2 separate regions of the Homo sapiens genome follow, and region 1 is linked to region 2. Evidence: chromatin loops called from intact Hi-C (ENCODE). Cell type or tissue: Caco-2. All regions are shown on one strand. Each heading gives the region's core, and the rest is flanking DNA. Links, peaks and the distances in the headings are about the cores only. Region 1 holds the start of LOC124909396 (a long non-coding RNA gene). Region 2 holds the start of LOC105377162 (a long non-coding RNA gene).

Region 1 (12,723 bases), core at 2,490-10,489, 76 kb before region 2:
TTCTTTAGTCAAATACCTGAGAGTGGAATGACCAAGCCATATGGTAGGTATATGTTTAATGTTTTAAGAAAATGCTGAACTGTTCTCCAGCATGGCTGTACCATTTTACATTCCCACCAAAAGTGATAGTTTATGCGAGTTCCAGTCTTCCACATGATGGTTATTGATATGGTCAGTCTCTTAAACTTTTACCATTTTTATAGATGGATAGTGGTGTTTTGTTGTGGAAGTGTCTGTTCAAATCTTCTGCCTGTGTGTGTGTGTGTGTGTGTGTGTGTGCGTGTGCGTGTGTGTTTGAGACAGGGTCTTACGCTGTCTCCCAGAGTGGAGTGCAATGGTGCAATCTCCGCTTGCTGCAGCCTCACCCTCCCAGGTTCAAGCAATCCTCGCACCTCCTCCTGACCACAGGCTTGCTCCACCACACCCAGCTAATCTTTGTAGTTTTTATAGAGATGGGGTTTCGTCATATTGCCCAGGCTGGGATGTGATTTTTTAGAGTTCTTTTGTTTGGTTGGTTTTGTTTTGTGTGTTTTTTTGCCTTGTTTTGTTTTGTTTTGTTTGAGCTGGAATCTCACTTTGTCACCCAGGCTGGCATGCAGTGGCGTGATCTCAGCTCACTGCAACATCTGCCTTCCAGGCTGAAGCGATTCTCATGCCTCAGCCCCCCAAGTACCTGGGACTACAGATGTGTGCCACCGTGCTGGGCTAATTTTTGTATTTTTGGTAGAGACGGGGTTTTGCCATGTTGCCCAGACTGGTCTTGAACTCCTGAGCTCAAGCAATCTGTCCACCTCGGTCTCCCAAAGTGCTGGGATTACAGGCATGAGCGACCACGCCCGGCAGTTTGAGAGTTCTTTATAAATTCTGGATACAAGTCCTCATATGAGTCTTTTTTTTTTTTTTTTTTTTTTTTTTTTTTTTGCATGCCTCATAGTCTTTGATTGGATGCCACACTTTGTGAATTTTACCTTCTTAGGTGCTAGATATGCATTCTTATATATACTCTTGATCTTTGTTTAGGGATGCAGTCCAGTGACATGGAAGTAGTTTGATCCTTATGGGTCTTGCTTTGTAATTTGTTAGGCAGGTCTGGAGTGGTGCTCAGTCTAGGGCAAATTATTCCCCAGTGCTGATATTCCTGAGTGCTCCACCATGCCTTATGAATTATGAGTTTTTCAGCCTGGCTGATTGAACTCACACTGTTCCCAGTGTGCGTACTGAGGACTCTTCTCTCTAATGTGAGTGTGTGTTTTTTTTTTTCCTTGAGACAGTCTTGTTCTGTCACTCAGGCTGGAGTGCAGTGATATGATCTCAGCTCACTGCAACCTCTGTCTCTCGGGTTCAAGTGATTCTCCTGCCTCAGCCTCCCGAACACCTGGGATTACAGGCATGCACCACCACACCTGGCTAATTTTTTGTATTTTTAGTAGAGATGGGTTTTCGCCATGTTGGCCAGGCTGGTCTCGAACTCCTGACCTCAGGTGATCCACCCGCCTTAGACTCCCAAAGTGCTGGGATTACAGGCATGAGCCACCGCACCCAGCCCCCTCTCATCTTTTCAGATGGTTCTAGAAGAGGGCTCTCCTCTCTCTCTCCAGATATCCAGCGTTCTCTGTGCAGCTCTCTCCTCTCTGGAGCTCTGTGCTGCAAATGTTAGCTGCCTTGGTCACCCCAAGTCCTCAGCCCTGTCTTTGAACTCCATAACCCCCTGGGTTCTGCCTTGATTGTCCTTCCCTACATAGCATGGAAAGTCTTTCAAAGCAGTAGATCTCACCTTGTTTTCTGTCTCTCAGGATCACTGTCTTTCATTGCCTGAAGTTCAGAGTTTGGAAAGCCATGGTTTTGTGTATTGCTCCCATTTTTCTGCTTTGGTTATGTCTGACGGGAGAGTAAATCTGGTCCCTGTTAATCCATCGGGATTGGAAGTGTAATTCTCCATTAATAGTTTAAATATGGGTTTTCCCACTTGAGTTTAAGCTGCTGGGGAGGTAGGGTCTTGTTAACACTGAATCATCAGTGTCCGTATTCTCAAGCACTCCATAAATATTTGTTGAATGAATGAACAAATAAGATAAACCAATTTGCTTTGAGGAGGAAATGAAATCTCATCTATTAATCTCAGTAGCATCATTAATTTCAAGAAAGGGTATGATGCTTTTTACTTAGGGTTTGTGAAGGTTGTGAATGTTTGTACTTTTCCAGGTTGTATTAACATGATCCTGGGGTGACTACGGCACTTAAAATGCTTGTGAACTCCTGAACACTATAACTGCTTTGTTGGAATGTGTTCACAAGACTTCTCTCAGCTTCCCTGGAGAGCTTCCAAATCCTTATGACCATTGAAAATGCATTTCTTCTCACTAGTACATTATCTGAAGCCAGTTTGAAAAAGTATTATCTGTAACTCCCCTCATTTACTTCCACTGAAGTCAAGCCAGTTAAGCAAATCCTCTCGTCTAAAAATTTAACGCCATGGAAGTTTTCTTCCTTCCATCAATTTTTGTTCTTAGGAATCTTGACAGGATCTACTTCAGTGAGACTTGTCTTGGGTAGAAAAACCTGTTATTCCCTTCCTCAAAGAATGAGCAAACATGATCCTTCCCGGACATCCTCAAAGCCAGGCAGCTCATTAAACAACCCTCATGAGTATTAAAGACAACGTGAGTGAGCTCCTTAATTTCAGAGTCCGTGTCGGCAGTGTTTCTCCTACCCTTTCTTTGTTCATGGAGGTTGAAGCTTTGTTATATCACGTTACTCTGTCTTTGTTTAAGATGGGCTGAGAACACTATACTACACTAGCTCAGTAACCCAAAACACCTCCAGAGGTGCTGCCTTTCATTTATTTTTTTAAACTAGACAACCTGCCAGGCAACTTTAGGGATCTCCTATAACCATATGGGTTTCCCAAAACTCCTAGATGATGGGAGAAAAAAATAAGTTGGGGCAAGAATAGGGAAGAGACCCAGTGACTGCCTAGTCGCAGCTCAGTGGGAAAAACCAAGACTTTGCAGTTGACAAGAGGCAGCCTCCAATTCAACCCAGCTCCACTGTAGCTGGCTCACGAGGGGGGGACTCCAAACGACACCTTTCCCTTCATCTTAGAAACGGGGCTGGGCGCGATGGCTCATGTCTGTAATCTCAGCACTTTGGGAGGCCGAGGCAGACAGATCACTTGAGGTCAGGAGTTCGAGACCAGCCTGGCCAACATGGTGAAACCCTGTGTCTACTAAAAATACAAACAACTTACCTGGGGGTGGTGGCGGGCCCGTGTAATCCCAGCTACTCGAGGCTGAGGCAGGAGAATCACTTGAACCTGGGAGGCGGAGATTGCAGTGAGCCGAGATTGTGCCACTGCACTCCAGCCTGGGCGACAGAGTGAGGCTCTGTCTCAAAGGAAAAAAAAAAAAAAGGAATAGATGAGATCAGGCGCGTTCAGGGTGGTATGGCCGTAGACAGAAATGGAAATAGAACTGCTTTTATTGCTGGCCTTCCAGTGCTAGGAGACTGTATGTTCAAAGCACTTTTATAAACTGGAAAGTGTTAAACCAACGTAAGGGTTTATTATTATTGTCTGACTTCCCAGAGCTGAACAGGGCTCTATTTAGCTACCTAACAACAGGTCGCTGGGGGAGCCGGCACTGTGAAAATGAGTCAGCCCTGTTAATCTCTACAGAGGCCGGCTAGTGGTAAAAGTCTACACAGTTCAGCAGATTAGATAGAAATATTAATTATGCCAATGAATCACAGCACTGCCTCATCTTCTAGGCTTGCATTATCATTGACCTATTTTTCTATGTTCTGTCTCTCTTGTCCCATTATCCTTGAAGAATAATCGGAGGCCTTGCTGTGGGCATGGCCAGGTTTTAGGTGCCGGTAACTAAGCTGGTATCACCTTTCACTGGCACAAGATTAATCTGCAAATGAGACAAGAGTGCTCCCTACCACATTCTAAATTGGTTGACAGCTGGGGAGCGGTTTTCACACCTGCTAATGAAAAATCCACTTTGGTTACGTGGATCAAATTCTATTATTAATACCAAGAATTGGGAGGAGTAGAGAGAGGGCCATATTTAAGACTTTATAAAATTATTTAAAAAAAAAAACCAGACTCCTGGATATCTACTTTGTTACAAAGGGATTTTTATTACTTTATATGTTATAACTGGAAATTGACTTATATAGTCAATGATGACAAAACAGATATCTCTAAAATAAATGGAAATGAGTTTAAAACTTAGTATAGGAATAAAATTATAAATATACATCAGATCCTAAGAGTGTATTAATTATAAAATCCTTAAAGATGCAGAAACCACCCCCCCCCCCCAATGTATCAAATGACCTGTCATGGAATGTCATTGCATGTCAGGTAAATTCAAATGAAGCTTCATAAACGCAAATCTCTGATTGTTTGGTCAGGGGTCTCCATTAGAGCAAATGAAAGATTGCAAATGTTTCTCTAACATCATTCCATCTAAATCCCTGATGGAATTTTTGTGATCTGCTGCTTTTCTCTCCTGTTTTCTGAGTGTGTTATATATAGTTTCAATCCATACCAAATGAAGGAAGCATTGATTAGACTTGATTTAAGGCAGCAAGTGATAAATGCAGCTGGAAATTGATTCATGTCTCTCAAGTGACTGGGGCACAGCCATCCACAGTTGACACAACTCTTGTCTCAAGGCTGGAGAAAACAAACAGGCAAACACATGTCAAACAGATAAATGACTTTGCTGTTTTGAGCTCTCCGGGGAGGCCATTTGTTTCTTAGATAAGGAAGACTGCTTTCCAAAGTCATGAAAAGATAAGTTAGAGGAAAAGGATGAATGTGGGATTGGATGCCCAAGCACTGGGAAGAAAACAACAGGATTTACCTCTGGGAAGGGTCTTGCTTCTTTTCCCTCCAACATGCTGGGAGCAGTACTCCAAATGCTCTGTCTCCATATTTTAAGTGTTCATAGTGGTATGTTGGTGTCTTTGAAGCTATTTCCCAAGAAACATTTCCTGACTGCTCTTATTGGAGTGAGTATTCAGGAGAAGAATTGGCAAGAACAGCTAAGACTTGTGAGCCCGGCTTGGTCTGAAATAGTGATAGTTCCAGTAGTTTGACCACCAGCCCAGAGGGCCCCTGGAAACAATAGTCCCATTGCAATCCAGTGCCTCTTGTAGAGCCTCGCCCATAATACAAAATATTGCATTTGTGTTTCCCCTACATGCTTTGTGTTTTCCCATCTTGATGTTTGCTCCTGCGTTGCTCTCCCGTTTCCCTTGCTGATAGTTTGCATGTTTAAATCTCACCCATCCTTCAAGGCCCCCATTCAACTGCCACTTCCTCCAGGAGGTCACCCTTCATTGCTCTGGACTAGAAATAAATTCCCTCCTCTGAACTCCCAGAACAATTTGTAATGGTCTTAGAGTATTTATTGCTCCCTGTGGGGTAAATATGCGTGTCCTATCTTATTTACTAGAGCACAGACTTAAGTATCTGTTTCAGCTTTGGATCCCACACAACGTTCTGTCCACACAACACCTTCAGACGACACTTGTTGAATGAAAAACTAGGCAACTGGAGAGCTCAAATGAATAAATGGCATCAAACACTCGACAGCTCTTTACTAGCTAGTAATCCCCACCTAGCATCGGCCGTGTTGCCTTTCTTTGGTTTTCTTTTGTTTCATAAGTCTTGATTCTCTTATCTTTTGAATATGACTTCTGCCAACATTCTAAGCAGGAAGATCAAGTGTGTCTTTCTTCTTCCTCCTTCTTCCGGGTCTGGGGTCCTCATCTCCTGGCCTAATTGGCACATATGTTCAATCTTTTCCTGTTGCTGTCCCTCCTCCCCAACCCTGAATTCCCAGCGTTCTCCACTCACTGCCCCCTAGGCTGGCAGGTGGAAGATTAGTTGGTAGAGAATATGAAAAGTACCCCCTCTGGGCAGTGCCCCTGGACATGGTGGACATTATCCCAGTGAATCAGGGCCAGGTCCTTCTGGAAGAGCCTTAAATCCAAGGCAAGCCAGAATGATCGGAGCAGGAAAGAGATTCTTATCTTCTAAAGCAGTGGGTTCCAGAGTTCTGTATTGATTTCTACAAAATTAAAATTAGAAACAAAACCAAACAGGGTAGCGTGCAGAGGGTGCTGACATAAGGCTGCCGACTTTTCATTCTGGATGTGCATCTCTAACCCAACCCAGGCAGTATTCTACTGAAACAATCCTTTCATAAAAGCCTGTTAATGCCAAAAAGTAGAAGGATAGTATTTAGAATAAAGATTAGCCCTCTAAATTGGACATAATTAGCTTTAAGAAAAACTCTCGGCTGGGTGCAGTGGCTCACGCCTGTAATCCCGGCACTTTGGGAGGCCGAGGCAGGTGGATCGAAGCCGAGGACTGAGCTCAGCAGTTCGAGACCAGCCTGGCCAACATGGCAAAACCCCATCTCTACTAAAAATACAAAAAAATTAGCCGGACATGGTGGTGCATGCCTGTAGTCCCAGCTACTTGGGAGGCTGAGGCAGGAGAATCGCTTGAACGCTTGAAGTTGGGAGGCAGAGGTTGCAGTGAGCCGAGATTATGCCACTGCACTCCAGCCTGGACAACAGAGTGAGACTCCATCTCAAAAAAAAAAAAAAAGAAAAAAAGAAAAAAAAAGAACAACTCTTTCTCCTGAGAAACCACAGATACCTTTTCAGTTTCTCTATTTTTCTTTGTAGAAACATGAGTAAACACATGTAGTTTTTAAACAAAATTTGAATCATATACTACATAAATTTATATCCTTCTTTCTCTTAACATGAGGTCCTGTTTCCCATGTCATCAAATAACCTCCTGAAATATAACACTCATAACTGCATTTATTCCTATTGCACTGGCAGCAATTGCTCTCAAATGTAAATCTGATTAGCGAGGATTTTCCTGTTTTTGTAGTAAATTTGCTAAGCATGGATGCCTAGATCCTCTAGGTGCTTCCTCAGCAGCTCTTCCTCTGTTGTGTTATAGCAGCATAGTTTATTTCGTTTTACGTTATTATTTTTTACGTTTTTTTTTTTTTTTAAGAGATAGGGTCTCACTCTGTTGCCCAGGCTGGAGTGCAGTAATGTGATCAGAACTCAAGGGATCTTCCCACCTCAGTCTCCCGAGTAGCTGGGACTACAGATGCATGCCACCACACCCAGATGCATAGTTTATTTTAAAGACAATACAGTCGTCCCTCGGTATCTGTGGGAGATTGGTTCCAGGACTTCCTCAGATACCAAAATCCAGCGATGTGCAAGTCCCTTATATAAAATGGCATAATAGTTGTGTATAACCTACCTCCATTCTCTTGTATGCTTTAAATCATCTCTAGATTACTTATAATACCTAATACAATGTAAATGCTTTGGAAATTGTTAGTATACTATATTATTTTTAAAATATGCATTTTTTATTGTATTTTATTATTTATCTGAATATTTTCAGTCTGTGGTTGGTTGAAGTCATGGATGTGAAACCCCAGGATACGGAGGGCCAACTGCATCCCCTTGAATTACAGAAGAGACAGGAATGTAATAACATCTGTCATTTGTTGAGCGACTGCATGAAGCCAAGCGCTGTGCTAGGCTTGTTTGTCCTCAGCATGTCAAGCAGGGGCCTATCTCCTCTCACTCCTTCTTTTTTTTTTTATTTGAGACAGAGTCTCACTCTGTTGCCAGGCTAGAATGCAGTGGCACGATCTCAGCTCACTGCAACCTCCGCCTCCTGGGTTCAAGCAATTCTACTGCCTCAGCCTCCTGAGTAGCTGGGATTACAGGCGTCTGCCACCACATCTGGCTAATTTTTGTATTTTTAGTCGAGATGGGGTTTTGCCTTGTTGGCCAGGCTAGTCTCGAACTCCTGACCTCAGGTGATCCACCTGCCTTGGCCTCCCAAGATGCTAGGATTACAGGCATGAGCCACTGTGCCTGGCCTCCTCTCACTCCTTCTGTAGCCACAGATTCTGCCAATGGAAGGGACTTTGGGCATAGTGAGACCCTGTGGCTCTGCTCTTAGCTGACTGGATTGAGCTTGAACTTGACCCAAGGGCCGACTGTGGGGTCAGCTGGCCTGGAAAGCTCTACTAATCCAGGGGTTCTTGACTCTGGCTGCACACTTGAACCATCCAAGAAACTTTTCAAAAGTACCAATACTCAGTCCCCTCCACATACAGTGGAAATAGAATCTCTGAGGTTGTCTAAATAGGCAAGAGCTGGGATAATCCAAGTCCTGCTCCCGGAAATTTGAATTGGGAAATGAAGAGAGGATAAGGCCCTTGGAAGTTATTGAAGGTAAGAGATGCGTTAGGATAATCACAAGGTGAATCTGGAATCAGTCTTGCAAACTCGACTCAGGAAGGAGGAAGTGTGAGTTAGGAGGATCTATGTAATGGAGAAAAGATACAGGCGAGAGGGTGAAGACAGCAGCTGGTCATAGGAAAGGGAGTGGCTGGGCGTAAAAGGATGCAGACACGTGGAGTTGCTGTCATTACTCTGAAATGAACATTCACACACTGCTCCCCTGAGGTCCCAAAAGCAGTCATGGATGCCCATACCACCCTTTCATCAGTCCGAGGCTCCATAACGCCTGAGCATTAGGCCTGTGCTGACTTTTGGAGCTCAGAGGACATCCAGTTCCCTATTGCTGATCAAATCAGAGGCCTTTCTTATACGTAACAGGACACCTGACACAACTGCTTCAAACAGTAAAGAGGATTTATTAGTTTATGAACTGTAAAGTCCAGCAGTAGAATGGATTTCAGGAGAGGCTTAACCAGCCATCCAACAATGTGATCAAAGGCCCTATCTCCTGTTTCTCTGTACCACCATCTTCAGTGCTGAATTCATCCCAATTTGGACACCTTTCATGTCTCAAGATGGCTGCCAGCAGCCCCTGCAGCTACCTACTTTCTTGTTACCATCTGTCAGAAAAGAGATTATCTGTGTCCCAGCCTCCCCAGCAAATGTCCTCAGATTCACCCTGATTGGATGCGTTTGGGTAAACACTGAATCATTCATCACTGGCCACTGAAATGGGATGGCTGGTTGGCTTTGTCTGAGTCATGTGGCCATTCCTGGAGCTGAAGGCAAGGTCAGGGGGACTTTGGGAGATGGAGGATGGAGCACAAAACCAGTAAGGTTACTGATAAACGTCTACCACCCTTTTCACCAATGCTCCCATGTGCAGGGCTCAGCTCTCTCTTCAGAAGAGGAGTGGTGAAGTGACAGCTTCCAGCGGCCACACCTTCATCTCGAGATCCACCCCAGTGTTTGCGCTAAGGCCACACTCTTCCTGGCCTGTTCCCAGCAGCTGGCTGGTCATAGCAAGGTGCTGGAGCTGGGCCATTCCTGCCCAGTGAGTGACTCCCATCCTCTCCACACCTTCTTAAGCTTACACTGCACTGTGGGGCTCCTTCTCACACTTGTCTGTCTTCCTTTTGGTCTGCCCCCTGCCCCACTCCTGTTTCCTTTTCCCTTTATTCTTCCTTCACAGACATTGCACTTCTAATTCTATCTTGGCTTCTGCTTCCCAGCAAATGAAACTGACACATCCTGGTTTTCTGAGCTACTCTCTGAGTGTGCCTCTGATTTTCAGAGGAGCTCAGCTCAAACCCACTTGCTCCACAAGTGCCTGTGGGGCCGATACTGTCTCCAGTATACAGAAGGGGAAGCCAGGGTTAGAGGTTGAGTAGCTTGCCTGATGTCACCCATGCAACAAGGGGAGCCTTGGCTTCCGAACCCCATCTTTACCTCTCTGCAGCCCGTGCTCTCTACCAGCTGTAGACGCTGTTCCTGGTAGAGCCTGGTGAGGTGGCCTGAGTCTCTCAAGGTCACCCCTGGCTCAATGGAAGAGGAGAGGGTGCATCGCAGCGTGTGTTCCCTCCAGTCGGATTTCCTTGAATCACTCGCACCTGGGGGAAGGAAGATGAGGAGGGGGATTGTCGGTGGATGGGCAGGATCTCTGTACTGGGGGCGGGAGGGGCGTTGCCACGTTGAGCACCGACACTTGAGAAGTGACACGGCTTCGTTTGTACACAAACCATCCTGCATGGTGTTTAAAAACAAAGGGCAAAGTCAGACGTTGCTCGAGGGCCCGGAAAGCCAACTGCGAAGCAGGCGGGCAGCTCCCGGATGGCCCCGCGTTGCCCCTGCTCCCACGCTCCCGGATCAGTGAGAAAGCCTGCGCCCCGCCCTGAGAGCCAACCCGCTAATCCGCGGCATCGTCCACCAATGTGTCTAATGAGGTGGCATAACCACCCAGCTCTCCCCGGAGCCGCGCAGGGCCTCCTGGCTGAACTAGCGGGTGTAGCTCCGTCGGGTCCTCGGGCGTCGCGGGGCGGGGCGGGGTGGGGCCACTGCGCGTGCGCGCGGACCGGGCGGGGCGGGGCCCAGGGCAGGTGCCTGGAGGAGGGTCTCCCAGCGGCAGGGGCAGACGCCAAGCTTGCTGAGGCTGGAGTGTATGCTTAATCACAGTCGACTGAGGGGCTGTTTAAGAATTGTAAGAAGCTGTTCCAGGTGAAGTTCTGAGCAGAGCTACAGAAGGTCGCGGTCTGGAAGCTGCTGGGAGGAGAGGGGCGACATCAGTGGCTTTCGTTGGGGGAAGGCACCCGCAGGATTTCCTGGGATGGGGAAACAATAACCTGGAATACGAGGAGGCTGTCCTAGAAGAGTCAGATTGCCCACTCCCATCCCACCCCCATCCCCAAGCTGATGAAATTGGCGCGAAGCAGATCCCTAAATTCACAAGCTTATCTAATTCCTGCCAATAACACAGTATTTCTGTTTCTGCGGATACCTGGCTCTCGGGGCACATTGAAGCTTCACCTGGAGAGGATGGAACAGAGAAGACGATCAAAAACAGGGCCTTCCTGGAACCAAATGCCAATAACAGCCCTCAGGTGCCTAGCTAGCCCTTTACAGATTGCAAAGGGCTTTCTTCTACCTTGCCTCGTTTTCAGCAGGGGCAGGCAAGTGATCCCATTTTAAAGCGAGGAACCCGAGAGAGCTCAGGCTTTTCCCAGGTTGGGCACAGGGTGCAGTGGGAACTAAGGACTCAGTGAGTAGGGGTCACCCAGGGAGCCATGGAAGATCTCCCAAAGAAAGGATGAACAGGAGTTGGATGAGCAGAGGGACGTTAGGGTGGGGTGTTCATGTCTCAGGTGGAGAGATGTGGTGGGTGAGGGAACAAGATTGCTCAGGGTGGCTGAACACGGGAGGGTTAGCAGAGCTGGGGAATTGGGGGGCAACCCACGGAAAGACACATCCACTTGTGGGCCCAGATCAGCATTGTGTCACATTAAGAAAAAGGGAGAACTCAATTCACTATCCATAGTAATTGAAAAGCAATTGAATATTTATTGTAGCCTCTGGTGCACTTCATTTGTAAGGCACAGCCAATACAGCTGGCCCTCCATATCCATGGGTTCCACGTTCCTGGATTCAGCCAGCTGTGGGTGGAAAACCACTCAGAAAAAATAAAAAGGATAATTCCATACTGAACATTCACAGACTTTTTTTCGTGTCATTATTCCCTAAACAGTACCGTGTAACAACTATTTCCATAGCACTTACATTGTATTAGGTATTATAAGTAATCTAGCGATGACTGGAAGTATATAGGAGGATGCACATAGGTTATATGCAACTTCTATGCCAATTTTTATCAGGGACTTGAGCATTGGCAAATTTTGGTATCCTGGGGGTCCTGGAACCAATCGCTTGCAGATATTGAGGGACAGCTGCATTGTAAAAATCTTCTTTTTCTTTCTTTCATTCTCTTACTCTCTTATCCTAGCCACTGCCCCCAAAGATGCATCTTTCCCCTTCCAAATTTCCCCAGTTCTCCTTCAGACTCTGCCTTCAGAGGGTTCCTGCCTCTCCTCTCCTTCTCCCCTTCCGTGGCTGTGGTTTTAACCCTACAGTACCTTTTTAATTAATTAATTATTATTTTTTCTTTTTTGGGAGACAGAATCTTGCTTTGTCGCCCAGGCTGGAGTACAGTGGCACGATCTCAGCTCACTGCAACCTCTACCTCCTGGGTTCAAGCAATTCTCATGCCTCAGTCTCCTGAGTAGCTAGGACTACAGATGCACCCCAGCACACCCGGCTAATATTTTTATTTTTTTATTTTTAGTAGAGATGGGGTTTCATTATGTTAGGCCAGCTGGTCTCGAACTCCTGAGCTTAGGCAATCCACCCACCTCAGCCTCCCAAAGTGCTAGGATTACAGGCATGAGCCACCACCCCCGGCCTAACCCTACAGTACCCTTAGATTTCCTTCCCAGTATAAACTCTGCTTTCCCTGTGGCTTTTTGCACTTCGGAAAGTGGAAAGAGATTAGTGCAGGAGTCAGCAAACCAGGGCACTGAGGCCATATCCATCCCACTGCCTGTTTTTGTATAGCCTGCAAACTGAGGATCTTTTAATTTCTTTTTTTTTTTTTTTTTGAAACGGAGTCTCACTCTGTCACCCAGGCTGGAGTGCAGTGGCACAATCTCGGCTCACTACAACTTCTGCCTCCTGGGTTCAAGCAATTCTCTTGCCTCAGCCTCCCAAGTAGCTGGGATTACAGGTGCCTGCCACCATTCCTGCCTAGTTTTCTTGTAATTTTAGTATAGATGGGGTTTCACCATGTTGGCCAGGCTGGTTTCAAACTCCTGACCTCAAGTGATCCATCTGTCTCGGCCTCCCAAAGTGCTAGGATTACAGGCA
Region 2 (12,723 bases), core at 2,785-10,784:
GCCTGCTCCCCTTCACCGGCCTCCACTGGCTGGCTGTGCCCTGAGACCATACCACCCAGGGCCCCAAACCATGGTGCTCAAGGCCCATTGGCCTGAGAGGAGGCCCCATTTGTTGTCATCCTCTGCCCCGCTCAGGGGCCTGTGTGTAGGTAAGGAGAGGGCTGGGATCCAGTGCCCGATGCACAGTGTCTCAGGTCAGGGCAAGGTGGCAGCTATTCCAGTGTGGAGCTGACAGCACCTCTGCACATTTAGCAGGCAACTCAGTGGGGACCTCTCACCTACCTCTAACCCCGGTACTGAGGAAGTTGCAACCCCTTGGGGATTGTCTGTATGCTGTGATTTGAGGTGCCCATGAGAAGAGGAAAACGACTTCCCCACTGCCAGCCAGGGTGGTACATTTTCACTTTGCATTGGGTGCTGCAAATTATGCAGCAGGTCCTGCCTGCAGGACCTGTCAGATCCTTTGATAAAAATGTGTAGCAGGTCAGAATGCAGACATGGGAGCCAAACTGCCTGGGTTCAGGTCATGGCTCCACCACATACTGCAGTTTTGTCCTTGGCTAAGTCACCTGACTTTTCGGAGCCTCTGTATTTCCTCCCTCTTTCTTTCCTTTCTTTTCCTTCCTTCCTTCCTTCCTTCCTCCCTCCCTTCCTTCCTTCCTTTCTTCTTTCTTTCTCTTTCTCTCTTTCCTTCTTTCCCCCTTTCCTCCCATCCCCTCCCATCCTGTCACCTCTCCTCCCCTCCCCTTTCTTTTCCACAGAATCTCACTCTGTCACCCAGGCTGGAGTGAAGTGGCGAGATCTTGGCTCACTGCAACCTCTGCCTCCCGGGTTCAAGCATTTGTCCTGCTTCAGTATCCTGAGTATCTGAGATTACAGGCACCCACCACCACGCCCAGCTAATTTTTTTTTTTTTTGTATTTTTAGTAGAGATGGGGTTTCGCCATGCTGGCCAGGCTGGTCTCGACTCCTGATCTCCAGTGATCCATCCACCTCGGCCTCCCAAAGTGTTGGGATTACAGGTGTGAGCCACCGTGCCGGCCTCTGTGTTCTCATCTCTAAAATAATGATTGTGAAGTTCCTACCTTGAGGTTTGTTCTGAGGATTCAATCGGGTAGTACATGTAAACTCTTGCCCTCCATGCAGTGAGTTTTAGCTAATACCGTGTTTCTTGTTTAATCCTTGTTTCCCCCAGAGTCTGCAATGTTCCTGGGGCAGAACTGTCTGTCTGGTGTCCTGCTATGATCCTGGTGCCCAGCACCATGCCTAGAATAGATTAGGTACTCCATGAGCACTTGTTGAATGAATGACTCTCCAAGAGGGGGCTTCCCCCCACCCATACTCACCCCATCCGCTTTTTATCCAGAGAACCTTACAGAATCAGTGTCCTGCAGACTGCACATTTAGGGAACGCTGAGCTTGCCTGTGGCGCAAAACACCTCGCAGGTGCAGGCAGCAGTATCAGTAGCCTTTGGAAGGTCCTTTCCCTCCTCTTTGTCCTCTGGGACTCGGTGTCTCATCCCTGCTGGGAATGGCTCTTCTAGACCGCCCACAAGCCAAAGCCAGGGCTTCATAACTCACTCTGCCTCCCCAGCCTCCCCTGTCCTTAACTGGACCAATCTGTCTGCTTGACATCGCGCTCTGGTTCGTTTTCTTCACAAAGCCCTCTCCTGTCAGTTGACAGATTCTCAACTGTCTAGGCACATTTTTCAATGTGTGCTCTTCCAGTGATTCCTCGGCCAGGTTTCTGTTCTTTTTCAACCTACTGAATTTTATAATTTCACAATGGTTTACCTCGCCTTTCATGATTCTTCTCCATCTCCACTCTCCAACGTTTTTCCTGCGGGCTTCCAGCTTCTTGCCAATGAAGCCATGGGTTCTGGGGACCCTTTAAGGAAGCCTGATGTATTCAGCTATGTGGTGAACCACAGCCTTAACTGGGATGCCTCCAAAAGCTGGCCCTGAGACAAGGGTTGGGTGCAATTGTTTATCTGGAAAGCTACCCAGAAAGCAAGAGTGAGGGAGAAGGAGAGAGGGAAGAGAGAAAGGCTGCTAACCATGCCTTATTTTACTGCTTAGCCGCTGGGTAACTTGCAAGGCATCATAGATGTAGAATGTGCCTTTGCATTGTCCTTTTGTGGGGAGGAGAGGCTGGGGCATTTATCCACTGACTCTCACTCCCTTAATGTTGAGGTGTTGTCCCTGGGAAAATGAACATCCTTGCGCTTCTACCTGTGCCCATCAACTAAGTGGCTTTTCCCTGCTTTGGGGAAAACCTCTGCAAGTGTGCTTGAGGTGGGATTCTGGAAATGTCTGCCAAACTCTCCATCAGAGCTTCAGTGAAATCAGGTGGCCATGAGGATGTGATCTGGTGCACGCAGATGTCTGCTGTGGCTGGTCACACGCATAGGACTCCTTGAGTTTGGGATTGTCACTTGGGGTGCAGACTCCCTGAGCATACATTTCTTTGTCTTCTGTTTAAGCATCCAATTATTAAGGCTTTCTGCTGTCTTTGGGGCAGACTCCAGTCAGTTGGCACCCCTACCAGAAGGACTGTCAAGTCCCCAAAAAGAAAGCGAGGTCTAACCAGGCAGTTCTGTAAGTTCTGTCTCTGGTCATCAGGCTGCTGAGAGGGAAGGTGCTGGTGCTCTCAGATCATAGGAGGGAATGGGTCTCCCCATGACTTCCTTGGTCCATAACTGCATTTGGGTGGTGTCCTGGATGCAACTGTAATGCAAGTCACACTTTATGTATTGATGATTCTGAAGATGATGAGATGAATTAGATTATTTTCCTCCAATTGATCTATCTCCCCTGTCTTGTCCCTTAACATCCTGGGTGGATTTCATAGGTTGACTGCAACCTTTTTCTGCCTCACAGACTCCAATTCTCTCCTGCTTTTTCTGGAATGGATTTGAAAATCCTGTTTCTCATGGGAGTCCAACCAGGAATGAAATGCCTGGCTTCCCTTGCAAGCACCCCCAATCTCTACAAGCTACTCTCCTCTCTTAACTGGAGGAAAGAGAAGCAGTTCCCACCAGCAGTACCAACCCTGTTCCATCCCTGAGTCTGTTAATAAAAGTTGGAGGGGGGGAAGTAAGTGATCGTGGTTGGGCCAATTTGGGCACCTCTTAATATGCCTGGGTGGGCCAGGTGCAGTGGTTCATGCCTGTAATCCCCGCGCTTTACAAGGCTGAGGTGGGAGGCTGGCTTGAGCCCAGAAGTTTGAGACCAGCCTGGTCAAGATGGAGAGACCCCATCTCTACACATGCGCGTGCACACACACAAGCCTAGATGATGAACTCATGGCCTCTTAGTGGCTCCCTTTAGGAATGGGGTTTTTGTTTTTGCCTGGGGTCTGTAAGCTTGGATGGGAAGATTTATTTTTTATATTTGTTCATCTCTAGGTAAAAGCTGACATTTCTTTCTGTTCAAAATGTAAACACCAACCCCCCCATAGTATTAGTAGTGCCTATGACTTTGTTACCCTTCACAATCAGAAATCACACTACAGTTGTCACAGATATTTAAAAGTAACATTTTACACTCATCTCTATGTAAAAATTACAGTAGTAATTAGACTCATTGCTAGATCTTGTTATTTAATGTATTAATAAAGAAGAAACAAGAGTATTACTATATCATAAATTTGTGGGGGTTTTTTTGGGTTTTTTTGTTGTTGTTTTTTGAGACGGAGTCTCGCTGTCGCCCAGGCTGGAGTGCAGTGACGCGATTTCGGCTCACTTCAAGCTCCGCCTCCCGGGTTCACGCCATTCTCCTGCCTCAGCCTCCTGAGTAGCTGGGACTACAGGCGCCGCCACCACGCCCGGCTAATTTTTTTTTGTATTTTTGGTAGAGACAGGGTTTCACCATATTAGCCAGATGGTCTCGATCTCCTGACCTCGTGATCCGCCCGCCTCAGCCTCCCAAAGTGCTGGGATTACAGGCGTGAGCCACCGCGCCCGGCCCATAAATTTGTTTAATATTTTGACAGCTGTATCGTGAGTTCTCTGCAATCCTATGTATTTTGTTTTGTGCATTTAAAACCATTAGTTTGAAAAGGGATCGATTGCTTCACTGATACCAACAGGATTCATGGCACAAGAAAAGATCAGAAACTGTGCTTTGGAGCATGTGGGCTCTTTGTGCCTAATGTCTAGCTTGGGGCTTAGGCCACAATGCTAGGACTAAAGGAAAAGTCATCTTCAACTTCCTGTCACCCATAGGCAGAGGGACTCCATGTCATGGTTTGCCTGGGACAGTCCCTTTTACTCCAGCTGTCTGGACTTCATTATTCACATTGCTCCCTTTCATTCTTAAAGTCACCATGGTTTGGAGTAGGTGGAGTGGTCATTCACACGTTTGTGGTAAGATTGGAAGAATCTCTTGCTTACCTAGTGCCTGAAATCCCACTATTGTTTTGGGTTAAGCATTGCAATAGGATCTTGCTTAAAATGCAGAGTCGTGTGATTGATTGTGTGTATGTGCACTCACTTGTGTGGGTGTGGGGGGAATGGGTGAATACCATGAGTCCTAGTTTGAATTGGTTTTTCAGATTGCATTCCTGAATAGTGGGGAGGACCTGGACAAAGTTAAACCCACGAAGTGGGGAGGGGGATCCATGGGAGGAAGACGTTTGGCCTCTCTCAGCCCCACGAGGTCCCCGAGGGAGAGTTCCCAGACTAGGCTGGCCTCGGACCCAAAGCAGACAGATGAACCTTGTGACTTTTGGCCCTGGGCAGGCGCCTAAGCTTGGCTGTGAACTTGGTTTTACTCTGATGGTGAGAAAAGCCCAGGTAATATGTGAGCCCCTCATAAGAGCCAGTATTGCTCCCTGATACTCTCCTGGCAAACCCTCATCCTTCCCACAGTCCCTTCCAAGCAAGAGGAGGAGCACCAAGACAGGAAAGGCACCTGAGGAGGGATCAAGTCCCAGATCCCAAAGGGACCCCTCCAGGCCTTGAACAATTTGCTCATCACACTGATCGAGCCCTCCTGGGTTCCAGTGCTGCCTCCTCTCCTCCCGAGTGTCCTTGGGTGAGGTACCTTTTTGAGCCTCAGTTTCCTCATCTGTAGAATGGGGGTAAATAGTAACCATTGGGGAGTGTCCCAACTGAGACCAATGCCCCCTCATATAAGGATACTTCCAGGAGGGCTGATTTACAAAGGAGCCTGGTGTGGGGGAAGAGTAGGGAAGGTGCAGTCTCCCACAGTAGCCATGTTTCTAGGCCAGGAGGGGACAGCAGGAGGGAGCAGATACTAGAAATGGGAGGATGGGTCCCATACGGAAGGCTGCTGTGAGACGATCAGTGACTTCTGGTGGAGGGACAGGTCCAGCAGAAGTCAGGGAAGGTACCAGGGGGATAAGTACCCCAGCCTCAACCTTCTCCCTCCCTCCACTTTCCTGCCAGGGCTGTTCAACTGGTCCAACCAACAGGATGCCAGAGGCAAGAAGGCACGTTAACATAGCGCTCGCCAGTCAGACTTCTGGGCACAAAGCAGGGTGGAGAAGGGCAGAGCATGGACCTGAAGGGCAGCAGAAGCCCACCCACATGTGATCCTGTAGCTGATGGCTGAGCATTAGCCCACTAGAGCCTCGCAATAGCCCCATTCCTCATTCAGGGGCTGGCACATAAAAGTCTCATTAAATAGTCACCAAATGAATGAATGAATGCATACCTCCTACCTGCTAACAGAAGTGCCTGTGCCAGCTCCTTACTATACTGTGAACCCCAAGAGAGAGGTGTTGGGGCCAAGAGCAGCCTGAATCTACCCTGTGGCTGGCCATGAGGAAGGTATTGGACGGAACTGATGAACTTGCTTTGTGTGGAGTGTGGATGCCAAATGGCCTTGCAATGTGAATCCTTGGGACCCCACAGGCCACCAAGAACACAGAAAACTTATGTTCAAGTTCCCTTTCTCTGTTGATGTGAAGGCTATATTAGTCCATTTTCATGCTGCAATGAAGAAATACCCGAGACTGGGTAATTTATAAAGAAAAAGAGGTTTAATGGACTCACAGTTCCACATGGCTGGGGGGTCCTCACAATCATGGTGGAAAGTGAAGGAAGAGCAAAGGCACATCTTACATGGCGACAGGCAAGAGAGCGTGTGCAGGGGAACTGCCCTTTATAAAACCATCACATCTCATGAGACTTATTCACTATCTTGAGAACAGCAGAGGAAAAAGCCACCCCCATGATTCAGTTACCTCCCACCATGTCCCTCCCATGACATGTGGAGATTATGGGAGCTAAGATTCAAGACGAATTTGGGTGGGGACACAGCTAAACCATATCAGAGACAGAATGGAAGCTTCTTGGTGTGGGAATTCCAGAAGGCACAGGCAAAGCTGGTTTGTGTGGCGTTTTCAGGGGAGCCTAGATTCTACAATTTCCTTGCAGTGCTAGTGGGGAATGGCACAGAAAACCCACTGCAGTCCAGCTTTCCTTCTCTTCTTTATTACTCTTAGAGTAAGCTTATAGAGGTCATATAACTTTATTGTAAAGAAAACCAAATCAGCAATCACAAATAAGCAGAAAAGAAACAATAAAAAATGATCACTGTCATATAATTGATTAATATTTTGGTGCATATCTTTCTAGATTCTTTTCTACTCTGGCTTTCTTTTTATCAGGATCCTGTTGTTTCCAACCAAAGCCAAAATAGCTAACATGCTGGCTGAGCACGGTGGCTCACATCTGTAATCCCAGCACTTTGGGAGGCCTAGGAGGCGGGTGGATCATTTGAGATTAGGGGTTCAAGACCAGCCTGGCCAACATGGTGAAACCCTGTCTCTACTAAAGATACAAAAATTAGCCAGGTGGTAGTGGCATGTGCCTGTAATCCCAGCTACTCGGGAGGCTGAGGCAGGAGAATAGCTTGATTGGAGGTGGAGGTTGCAGTGAGCCGAGATTGCACCACTGCACTCCAGTCTGGGCGACAGAGTGAGACCCTGTCTCAGGAAAAAAAAAAAAAAAAAGCTAACATGCTTTAAGCACTTTTTCTGTGCAGGTATGGTGCAAAATACTTTACATGCACTAGCTCATTAGATTCTCATTTTTTTAATGGCGGCACAGAGAGGTTAAATGACTTGTCCAAGGGCACACAGCTAGTAAGTAAGGAAATTGGGATTTGAACCTAGGCAGGCTGATTCCAGAGCCCCCATTCTTATATGGGCTGATTGCAAACCAGGTAAGAGATAGCTAGTTTTTCGAAGATCCCATGCCACTGTCTCCTAAGTGACATGGTGCCAGCTAGTGCAATATTAATCACTGCAGCATACAGCCAAAAAAAACTTTTCAGCGCCCCAGTTGAGAAATGAACACTGAACCACAGCGCCCCCTGGCTTACATAGTAATTCTGATTGGCTCACTCTAGGGTCACACTGGCCAGCAAAAATTCAAGACAAACCTTTATTGGGCATCTACTATGTGGCGAGCTCTCTGCCAGCCATTGGGTGTAAAAAGTAGAATAAGGTATAGCTTCTGCCCTCCAGGTATTCTTGCATAGCCAGGAGAGACGCACCTAGAAGACGCACAATAGACGCACCTTCTATTGTGTCAATAGAAGGAGAGCTATGCTCTAATGGAGGGTGTGTACCCGCCAAAGCCCTGCAGACACTATGGGGGAAGGGACTTTCACAAGATCACAGAAAGATCAGGTTTCTGCTCTCACCTCCCTTGAGGCCCCCTCCTCTGATGCCACCTTGAGCTCCCTGGCCTGGCCCCAGTGATAAGATTTCCTTTGGTCCTTCCTCCCTCCAACTGAAACGTATGTGTCTTCCCACTTTTTCTCTCAGCGTGCTGCCAGATGGCCATCTCGCTAATCTCAGAACCTCATTCAAAATCAGGGGGTAATGACTTCTGAGTTTTAACAAGAGCTTTCAGAGCTGAACACCAGGAATCACAAACACAGATGCCCACGGGTTAGGCCGATAACATCAGCGCACTCAGCAGACCAGTATTTGGATGTTAAATATGCAGGAATATTCTTTACTTGCACAAAGAGATATACTCTCACCTATTTTTTTTTTCCTGAAGCACATTGTCCTTTGAGTCTATCTTTTCGTTTTCTATTCATTTTTAATAAATATTAAATACAGCTAACATGCTGTATTTAAATGAGAAATATAAATATTTCTCTACCAGAAGAAAAAAAAATAACAGCACAGCTGATGATAAATGCTAATATTTGGTGGAAAACCAAAGGGACTGGTGACTTAAGGTTCCCTAGGGCAGGCTCTGAGACTTAGGTTCCTCGAGGGCAGGATTTGAATATAAGCAGTTGATTTGGAAGGTGATCCAGGAAATGGCAGCCAGTCAATAAAGGGTGTGAGTTATGGTGAGTTAAACCACTGTGGGCAACTGTGACACAGACTCCAGAGGCCAGCGTCAAAGGTGCCCTTCAGCTGCCCATCTGTGAAATGGGTATTTCTCCATCAGCTCCCACCAGTCATTCATTGGGGTTGCTGAGGATGCTTTAATTTTTCCAGTGTCTCTGGTCTACAATGCGTGTGTGCCAAGCAGGCAAGTCCTCAGGCGAAAGACTACAGGCCTTGGGGATTGGAAGTCAGGCCATCAGACCTCCAAATGGCAAGATCCCAGGACCCAATAGCATTTGCCATAGGCACTGATGATGGTGAGCTGAAGCACGCTCACTCCATCTAAAGGGACAATGTAGCATCCGCTGAATTTCACCAAGGAAGATGTGGACCTAGGGTGGTCAGACCTTCAGCTTTCTCAAGAAAAGCTAGTCCTTTAGATTTTTATGTGAAATTTCTCAACATGTAAATGTTGACAATGAATTCAAATTTTTAAAAATGCACTATAGGAGCCAACCAAAGCATGTCTGTGGACTGAATCTGGCTTACAGGCAGCGAGATGATGAAATCCAATCTACTCTGAAGGCTGATCTTGGCTCCAGACCGTTCTTGCTCCAGACAAGATCTGAAGATGAATTTTGATAAAGGAAAGTGAATGTTTTAGTCAGGAGTAGACTGCATTGATGTAATAAAGGGACCCCCAAGTACAGTGGTGGTAACCAGACAGAAGTGTGTTTCTTTCTCATGTAACAATCTGGAGGTTGGTGGGTGGTTCAGGACATTTCTGCTATATGAGGCTGTCCAGGGACTAGGTTTCTTCTATCTTGTTGCTCAGAGTGTTGTCTTCCTCCACGGGGGTCAAAACTGGCTCCCCAACTTCTTGTCCACATTCCAGCCAATAGGAAAGGAGAAAGAGAAGCTTAATCATTTTAAGGGTCAGATCTGGTCATTGCACAGTTCATGTCCTCTCACATCCCATTGGTGGGGACTTAGTCACATGGTCATGTCTGGCTGCAAGGGATGTTGGGAAATGTAGAATGTGGTCTCTCTCTGTCTCAGTAGCCATAAGGTTCTGTTTAAACTTAGGAATTCTGTTTCTATAGAATTAGGGGAAGACCAATATTAGCAACAAGAAGCCTCTGCCACCATGGAAGAAGGATCTGGAAAGAAGGATGGGATCTCAGCCTGATGGCAGGTCTTACCCAAGAGGGAATTTTTTTCTCAGGAGAGTGAAGAAAGCCTGGCTTTCCTCATCAGCTCTCTTTGTGTTGAATTCATCAGTCATGACAATCATTTGAGAAACCTTAGAAGATCATCCCAAACCTGGAAAAAGTCAGTTACATTAGGAAAGGAGTGAGCATAAAGAGCACCTACTAGAGAGAGGGTCCTTTCACACACATGACCTCATGTAACCTTCACAATCATGCCATGAGGTGGGTAGTATTATCACCACCCCTATCCCCTTTTTTGGAAGAAAGGTTGAGTACCAGAGAAGCAGGGGTGATATTCAAACTCTTTAATTAGGGTTAAGGTATGGGGGCTGACCAATCAGAGCTGCCATACAGATTTGTTTTATCAGAGAAGTAAAGGCCTTGGTCAGGATTTGAAATGAGGCTCATATGACTGCAAAGCTCACATTCTTTTCACCGCAATTTGATTTCCTTATGCCAGCTGCTTCCCCAGAGACAGTGACACCAACTCTTCTGGGTTGTTGAGAGGGTAAACAAACCGTGATGAATGAATCTCCTCTCCTAATATGAATGCCTTATTGTTGTTATTCTTCATGCCCTGACAGAGTATTTACAGCCTCTGCTGTTGCTCTGCTTCTATCTGGTGGATTAAGGAAAGTCACAACTCACAGCCCTAGTGGAAAGTTACAACTGGGATTTGAGCTAACGAAGAGTTGAAGACTCAGCAACAGGCGCTTGGCTTCACTATTAACCTGGACAAGGCCATTAACTCGCCTGTACTTAATTGGCTTGTTCTGTGACACACTGTTGCCCCAGAAACACCCATATGGGTGTACCCCACATTAAAGAAGCCCGCTCTATGAAAACCGAGACTTGTTGAAAAGATAAATGGGAGTTAATTATTTAATTAACCACAAAAGACTTTGCTCTGAAAAATGGGATTTCTGGATAGCTAGTTTCAAAATAATACTGAAAATTTTGATTCTGGGAGAAAGGGAGGATACAAAAATGTGTCAGTTCTTTTTTGGTCCATCTGGGAATGTTCTGGAATAGATTAGATTTCAAGAACTCTGTAATGATGCTTCAGAGGGAACTTGTGAAATCTGAATTGGGTTGGGGGTTGTTTATGGTGGATATATTTGGGGTGCCTGCCAAGGCCCTGTCCGACCTCTGAGAGTCTAGTCCCTCACCACCTAATGGAAGGAGGAGGTATGTCTAAGCCGTCATGTCTATGCCACCTAACTCCATCCCCCCATCTCCCACTACTGACTGTATCAAAAGTAAACTCCTCACCAGGAACCAATCCATAGGCCCAGTCTGTGAGCCAACCAACTTGTCTGTCAAATGTGTGAACTAAGAGACACATAACTACACTTAGATAGTGCTTGGCATTTGACCTGAAAGATCATGTACAGCCGGGTTGGGGCAGTGACTTTAATGCTGTGTACTGTCTCTTAGGAAGGCAGAGAGAAGGCATGCTAGTCTGTAAAGGGAAAAGGGGACTGAGTTGACATGCAGTGGCGGGCCTGGCTATCTTGATCTCCCGTTGCTGGGTGCCCACCGGATTGCCTACTATATACTTTGAATAAGCACGTCTGGAGCCCCAGTCAATGAGGATTTCAAACTGATCTCAACTTATCCACCTTGATCAGGAATAAGACCTTATTTTTATTCCACTCACTACTCTCAGTGGGTTCAGTGGTCTCAGCTGGTCACCTGTCCAAGAAGGCTTTTGTCCTGCCCATTGTTGTGGGGTGGGCATGATGGGGGGAGGGTGTTAGCCATGGGACATGTCACTGCAAACTGGATGATTATTGAGGTCTGGTGGTCCTTGCCAGACAAGAGAGATGATTTGGTTGTGACTGAAGAAATCCCAAGCTCCTTGGAGCAAACCTAGTGGAGCCTGTGATTTTCATTCTCCCACTGTGCTGCCCGGGAGTAAATGCAGTCCTTGCTTTATTTCCCTACGGAGTAACTGACTCGTTTCTTGCTGAGCAGGCTGGGGATAGCAGTTGGGGGAGAGAGGTTTTTAGGATGCAGCAGAGAAATTTGATGAGTACAGAAGTATGGTGTGAACCCACCATTAAATGCCCCAAATGTTACTCTACCCCATTATCTTAGGCGGTTCTATTCTTTGCAACCAAACGTGGCCTACAACACATCAACACAATAGTCTTCTATTGCTTTCCCTCCCTTCCCTCTTGAATTTCTATAGGTAGCAGAAATCCAATCTTACTACCCAGGAGTCCTGGGAATATCATATCCAAATTTACACTGCGGCCCAATCAAAATCCATCATGCCTAGGGGTTTAGCAATGGGGCTTTGTATATTCATAAGTCATTAGAGAAACAACCAACTTACATTCCACTATTATGAGAGTTTCTTATAAAAGGGGTTGGCTATCCCTTTGTCCCCTTCACCTAATCCCTTTCTCCTTTTTAATTCCACCTGGTTGAACCACCTCTATTTGCCAGGCATTTCCCCTTCAGTTAATAGTATCCATTGTGCAGGCTTTACTCATGTTTTCGATATGCCAGCCATTGTGCAAAATGATTTGCAGGTAGCACGCTGTTCAATTGTCACAGGCCCCTTCATTGCAGCTACTAATGACGATTCCCATTTTACAGATGGGGAAATTGAGAGGCTAAGTCATCCATCTGACTCCATAGCCTGAAATTTTTTGGCCACTCTGCTTTACTACTGCTCTGGCTTCCCTGGGTTTCCTTCTGCCATTTTCAGTAACTAGGGGAGAGAAGGTCCAGGTGTCCTGCCTGGCAGCAGGGCCCCCGGAACTTGGCTCTTTTCTGGCCTCCTTTCCAGCTAGCACAGCTGCCAATCTGGAACACAGCCCTTTCCAAGAAAGCCCAGGAGAGAAGCCAAATGTTGACTCACCTGCCAGACTCGGGGATGCTGCTGCCAAGATGCCTCAGGGCCTGTGCAGGAGGGCTGGCAGGGCTGGCCCATTGTGGGGCCTGGCAGGGGCAGCTTCAAAGGGCCAGGCCTTCTTTCCTGAGTGCTTCAGGTTCCAGAGGCTAAAGAGATCCAGATGGGTTCCTCCCCTCCTCCTTCTGCCCCATCCTTCAGCCCTGGAAGTTTCTGAAAGAGAATGTCTCCTCTACATCTCCCCTTGGGTGGCAGGCAAAATTCTAAGGAAGCACGCAAGACTTTCTGCCGTCTCACCCCACCCCACTGTGTGTACCCTGCTTAAT

What was found. A loop is a pair of places that touch in the nucleus more often than their neighbours do. Peaks named below come from ENCODE experiments on the same cell type or tissue, not always from the same donor. Only the 100,000 strongest peaks of a DNase experiment are listed, where the experiment ranks them.
Region 1: it touches region 2 in a loop (2.6-fold over the local background); 5 of 110 quality-filtered maps call a loop at or near these places.

Annotation. Positions count from the first base shown.
Region 1 is chr3:72,736,528-72,749,250 of GRCh38, reverse strand. LOC124909396 (a long non-coding RNA gene) reads right to left here and starts at 10,345. Exons shown (of 2, transcript XR_007095963.1): 1 at 10,217-10,345; 2 at 8,710-9,923. It also overlaps a transcript of SHQ1 not described here. RefSeq lists an enhancer at 9,534-10,042. In Caco-2, for the core only: no CTCF peak of the experiment used is centred there; a DNase peak (open chromatin) is centred at 10,350; H3K4me3 peaks cover 716 bases.
Region 2 is chr3:72,660,963-72,673,685 of GRCh38, reverse strand. All of the region lies in intron 5 of LOC105377161 (a long non-coding RNA gene), which reads left to right. It overlaps LOC105377162 (a long non-coding RNA gene), which reads left to right and starts at 9,437. Exons shown (of 2, transcript NR_135531.1): 1 at 9,437-9,756; 2 at 10,119-10,390. In Caco-2, for the core only: a CTCF peak has its summit at 7,365; a DNase peak (open chromatin) is centred at 7,332.